Regions from separate parts of the Homo sapiens genome. Here region 1 is linked to region 2. A link is a loop called in an ENCODE intact Hi-C map of the cell type or tissue named here. Cell type or tissue: gastrocnemius medialis. All regions are shown on one strand. Links, peaks and the distances in the headings refer to the core of each region. The heading gives the core; the rest is flanking DNA.

Region 1 (2,767 bases), core at 268-2,767, 82 kb after region 2:
TCTGGAATGCATGTGCAAATTGACCCAATGCCTGAGCACAGCCAAAAGATCCCAAGCCTACAAGTGTCAGTCACCTGGCAAATGTGCAAATGTCTGCCCCAGTCATAGTAGGACCTGTGGAGAATGAACAAGTCCTGTAATAAAATCCAATCACAGGGATTAACCTTGGACTTCACACACCTAAGGCCACTCACTATCTCTCCTTCTTCCAGTGACATCATTACACACAAATATGCTTGATTAACTTTTAGGGAACACACATGCCAAGTTCTTTAATTGATTTTATTTTTTTACATAAAAAGTTCAGTAAAAATTGGATAAAGTAAAGTGATTTTAAGCAGTAAATCAATCTTATCAACATAGCACAAGGCTGGCCAAAACCACAAGGCAGCCTGCTTTAGAATATTTACATGATAACAAATTAAACCTTGCAGGAGAACTTAAACTGTCCTTACAAAGTCTTCCTGTGATCCTAGCATGTAGAGGCTAAAAGCAAAACGAAAACCAAACAAAAACCAGGAAAAAACAAATTATTTTCAATATATTCACATATACATTAAAATATAATACAGATCATCAGGGTAAAGGGTTGTGGGTGGGGATGCGCATGGGTCTGTGCGCTGACAGCACCGCCAAGGAGAAGACCCAGGTTTAAGAGTGGAGTCAGGTCTGGCCAGGGTCTTTTCTAAGCCCTTGCACCTCTGATGGCTTCTAACCACATGCCAACAGCTCACAACTAGGTAATCACTTGTAGATGGAGTTCATTTTTGTGGCCTTCAGTTGACATCTGCAGGGTTGAATTCCCCAGGGTGATGTATCATCAGTAGCACAGTGCTGACAGGGGTGGGACAGAAAGGCCCACAGGATTTCCTCTCCCTAGAGTCTGTCTTACCTGACCACCCATCCTCCCACCCTGGCCCAACAGTCACTCTAATTCAGTGTCCTCTTTGGGTTTGTAAACAGCCCCAAACTTCTGCATGTACTTCTTAATGTACTCCTTGGTTTTGTGTTTCACATTCTCATTGCACTCCAGGTCCTCAGGATTCTTACAGTACTTCAGCTCCTTATTCATAACACCGTGAGTCAGCTGTCCAGGGCACAGGAAGAGAGACCACAGCCACCAATCAGAGCAGAAATTATATGAGGGGGAGGACAGGGGTGGTAATCCAGCCTGCTGCTTCAGGGCCCTTCTCACCAAGACAGGAAGTTAATAAGGGGGTAGATGTTGGGGCAGGCTGGTGCTATGATCACCAGAAAGGACAAGCTGAGCTCTGAAAATTTCTTAGAGAACTACTGCTGTCATGTAAGGTACGCATCCCTCCCCAAACCTTCCCTCCCCGTTCCTGGGTCCCCAGCTCTGACATCTGACAAGAAAAAAAAAAATACTTTCTATGATGAAAAGGGCTTCTTAGAAGGTACACAGTTTGCCCAGAACATTGCCTGGTGGGCTACCAAAAGCAAGGGGAGTACCTTGCGAGCCAGATGTTTAAAGTCTTCAGTTGTGGTAATTCTTCCCACTTTGCAGTCAGGTTTCCGGTAAGGGTTCAGGCACTGGACGATGAACTGGGACATCTGCAGGCAGAGAAAAGAGAACACGTTGCTCAACAGTCCAGAGAGGGCAAGGAGTTGTACTGAGGAAATAACTAGAAAAGGTAGTGAGTAAAGCCAGCCAATCCTTCTCCTTTTCCTCCCTCAGGTTAACTGGTTTGGACAGTGGAATACTAGTAAGCCAGTAAGATCTGAGAAAAGGATACGGGCTCAGCCTGAGAGGGAAAGAGCTCCCCTGGATGGACTAAGCAAGCCTTAAAGGAGGCTGGAGGGACTCAACAGCATGACTTCAATGCTGAGTCCTTCAGCAGCCCCAGGTTTCAGTCAATGAATTTTGTGTCCTTGGCATAAAGACAGTAGCTGGGTTCTCTGGGCCCTGGAGGCAAGGCAGAGCACAGCAGGTGTTCCAGAGCTTCTATGAGGCTTAGCAATCCCAGGAACCACAGGAATTTTGTCATTGAAGGGTACTTAGATTCTTTAAGTGGTCATACCACAGCATGTGAAGCAGATGGAAGCATGATATGACAGCCAGCAAAGGAAAACCTAAGCAGAATCCTTTTCCTTCCACCACTTACTATGTCCTCCCTGGGCTGTCTAAGTATGGTCTGTCCTACCCAGGTGCTCCCAAACACTCTAGGAATAGGACCTTCAGAGGTATTTGTGGTGCTAAGATCATAGGGGACAAAGAGAATAAAGAGGCCAGTCATAGCCATTTCATCAGAGAGCACTTTGAACAAAGTCTACCCATCACTAAAATTCAGTGAGCCTTCAGGTGTTCAAAGAACAAGGCTATATCACAAGGTAGGCACTAAATAAACAGCTGCTGGTTCAATGAGCTGAAATACCAGTATGTTCACAAAGGGACCATAAGAAACTAAATTTTATCCCTGCATAAGCCTTTTAACTCAAGGTTTTTCTGGGGTTTCCTGGCCTCCAAACTCTCTTCCTTCAGTCTATCCCCTCAAACACAGATAGGGATTTCATTACCCCCTGCTTAAAATTCTGCAATGGTTCCCGATAACCCACAGACACATAGTTCCTATATGAAGAAGAACAATACCATTCCACCTCATTTTCAACAGCCCTCCCATATCTTGTGCTATAGCCCATCAGGCCACTTACAACTCCCTGGAAGGGAAGATGCTCTCTCTTGCCTCTGTACATTCTATTGATATAAGTTAGATCCCCTGCTGATCCATCTGGCCAATTCCTACCCCTG
Region 2 (2,803 bases), core at 301-2,800:
ATCTCGGCTCACTACAAGCTCCGCCTCCCGGGTTCACTCCATTCTCCTGCCTCAGCCTCCCAAAGTGCTGGGATTACAGGCGTGAGCCACAGCACCCGGTTGTAAATATCAATTTAAATTTTAAAACAGGAGAGGAGTAAACGTTTATGGCAGATGAGCTAAGCCCCAAAGGGCCCATAAGGTGAGAACTGGATTGGTCACACTGGCCATGTGGGACCCAGATGTTGGGGGACAGGGGCCTGCATAGCCCACTGCCCCTCACCCTCCCAGGGCCCAATCTAGCCCACAGACCACTCTGGGAAAGTGGATGGTGCTCAACCCCATAAGGCTGCCCTGAGTGGCAAACTGCCAGCAGCTGCTGCACTCTGCCAAAGACTCTTTTCCCCACACAGGGAGGGGTCTCAGTGCCAGCTCCACTCCCTTTCAAAAGTTGGAGGATTTTAGCCAAGGAAATTTTAGCCAAGTCACTTCACCTGCCTGGACTGTAGTTTCTTCACCTATAAATGCAGATCACATTAGTCCCAGAACAGAGGTGAAGACTTCATAAGAGGGGCTTTGGAAGCTGAGATCAGGACATACAAGATATCAAGACTTAATGCACACAGAAAGGATTCAGCTGTGCTCCTACCCCACCCTACCCAGAAGGGAGGTGCCCGGTGCCAGCACATGGTGAGTCGGCTTCACCATCTTCCTTAAACCAGTTCTCTCTTGATTCATTCTCCCACATTCCCAGGCCTATTCCCAAGAAACAGGGTCAGGAAAAACGAGGCAGTCGTGGGTCCCTGTGCTGCTGCTTCAGCAGGAGATCTCCACTGCCCATGACTGGGACATCACCAGATGTAGACATCCTCTACAGTGGGACTGAAAGAACTCAGGAGGCGTGATGGGAGCCGCCCTGGTCGGTACCACTACGGTGGAACAATGCATGCCAAATCAAGCTGATGTCATGGATCAAACAACCATGATCTGTGATACACCCTGGTGTGTGGAAACCATCAGTGGGGCCCAGCACACAGAGCAGAGAGGCCTGGCATTGGCTGGACTCAAGGGTTTGGGCACTGGGCCAGGGCTGGGCCTTAGCTGGGGTGGGAAGTCTCTCCACAAGAGGGTCATGCACACATTGAGCTGGGGAACAGATTTTCCATCTCTGAAGAAGGAAGGCTAGTGGCCTCATTGCTTTTGCAATATGTGACACCCAGCACCGGTCAAACAACTATCTCTGATGGTGACCGACTTTTCCAGCTGTGTGCAGACCTCCATACAAAGCCACAGGGAGGTGGTGGCTGTGGAGGTTGGGAGGTCGGGACTTGCTTGTTCAGGCACTTTCTGGCATAGGAGGAGGCGAGTGCTCCTGGTTAAGTGCCTCCTCCCTTCTCCTCCCACCTGTCAGCCCCAACCCAACAGTCCATCCATCCCACAAGGCAGGGTGGCAATGGCTGTCAGCCACAAACGCTGCCCTAGACATGCCTCCATGGCACATATCAGCCAACCTCCCATCAGGAAGAAGTGACGGAGAGCTTTTTAAAAAAAAAAAAAGCAGCTAAGCAGCTGACACTGACATGAACGCCCCTGAATGCCCTCTTCCATGGGCCAGCTTTCCAGGGCACATCTTATCTGGGCAGTACACAGGGGGCTGGGGGAAGGGAGCTGCCTTAGGGATGAGTCATCCATGCCTCTACAGAGTTAGCTACAAGAGGGCTGGCAGAGACAGGGAAGAGTCAGCCCAGAGAAGTAGGGCCCATCTAGGGGTAGGAATGCATCCTTTCTTCCCACAGAGCCTGGGCTGGTGGAGCTGCTGGAGCTCACTCCCACCCAATGGGGATTTGGTTGTATGGGGATAGGACAGGATTTATCCTAGGAGAATAATACAAATTTTAAAAAGGAATCTGGATCTATAGATTCAATGCAATTCTATCAAAATCCCAGCAAGCTTTTTCTAATAGATATTAACAAGCTAACTATAAAATGCATAAGGAAAGGCAAAGGAACTGTTAGAATAGCTAACATAATTCTGAAAAGGTCTCCTCAGGCAGTGGGGCAGGAACACAGGCAGGCAGGCGAGTGGCTCTTCAAGATGGCTGGTGAGGGGCAAGGTCCTGGGGTGGCTCCCTCCAATCCTGCTGGATTTTCATTTACTTAGCCACAAACCCTGGCCCTACAGTGTATCTGGTTAGACAAATGAATCTGCAAAATGAGACCACTCAGCTTATTTCCAAGGACTATCTAATGCAGCAAATAAGCGAGGCTCTACAAAGTGGTTCCTAATCACAAACTTCTAAGTCACATTTCCTTATTTCTACTCCCATCCATTGCCTCACATTTCCCCCAACTGTTGCCTTATTTGCAAAGCTGGCACATGCTTTATGTAAAAGTTACTTCTGCCTTTTCGAGGTGTGTCCAGAGTCCTTTCACTCTCTCGGGAGGACCTCACGGTGCCTTCCTTCTGCCCAGAGCCCCAGCACTAGCTGGGCAAACAGGTATGGCATTTGCTCTGTTCGTCAGGTGAAGCAAGTTTTATTTCATTTTTTTCCACCTTTGGTTGAAGATTCTGCGGCTCACTGAGGCAATGTGACTTGCCCAGGGTTAGAAAATTAACTGGCAGGGCTTGGCCTCAAACCCGGGAACTGCTTCCAAAGCTTGACCTTACTCCATCTGTCTATGTCCTTTCATTTCAGGGACTGCTGCTGAACCAAGAATCTTCTCAACATGTGTTCTTCCCCTAAGTCCCTAAATTAAAGCAGAAAAAAAAAATTTAAAGCATGATGAACTAGCTACATCAATATATGGAACTGACCACCAGGCA

What was found. A loop is a pair of places that touch in the nucleus more often than their neighbours do. Peaks named below come from ENCODE experiments on the same cell type or tissue, not always from the same donor. Only the 100,000 strongest peaks of a DNase experiment are listed, where the experiment ranks them.
Region 1: a loop joins it to region 2, with 2.2 times the contacts of the local background. A loop is called at or near these places in 9 of 110 quality-filtered maps.

The regions. Positions count from the first base shown.
Region 1 is chr3:47,016,168-47,018,934 of GRCh38, forward strand. It overlaps SETD2 (SET domain containing 2, histone lysine methyltransferase), which reads right to left. Exons shown (of 21, transcript NM_014159.7): 20 at 1,471-1,572; 21 at 269-1,087. The coding sequence ends at 926. Among named protein-coding and RNA genes, the nearest start is that of NBEAL2, 38 kb to the left of the region's middle. In gastrocnemius medialis, for the core only: no CTCF peak of the experiment used is centred there; no DNase peak of the experiment used is centred there; H3K27ac peaks cover 2,500 bases.
Region 2 is chr3:46,933,984-46,936,786 of GRCh38, forward strand. All of the region lies in intron 2 of CCDC12 (coiled-coil domain containing 12), which reads right to left. It overlaps LOC124909375 (a long non-coding RNA gene), which reads right to left. Exons shown (of 2, transcript XR_007095901.1): 2 at 2,499-2,727. Among named protein-coding and RNA genes, the nearest start is that of CCDC12, 41 kb to the right of the region's middle. RefSeq lists enhancers at 1-549, 1,516-1,810. In gastrocnemius medialis, for the core only: a CTCF peak has its summit at 1,760; DNase peaks (open chromatin) are centred at 1,031 and 1,658; H3K27ac peaks cover 2,500 bases.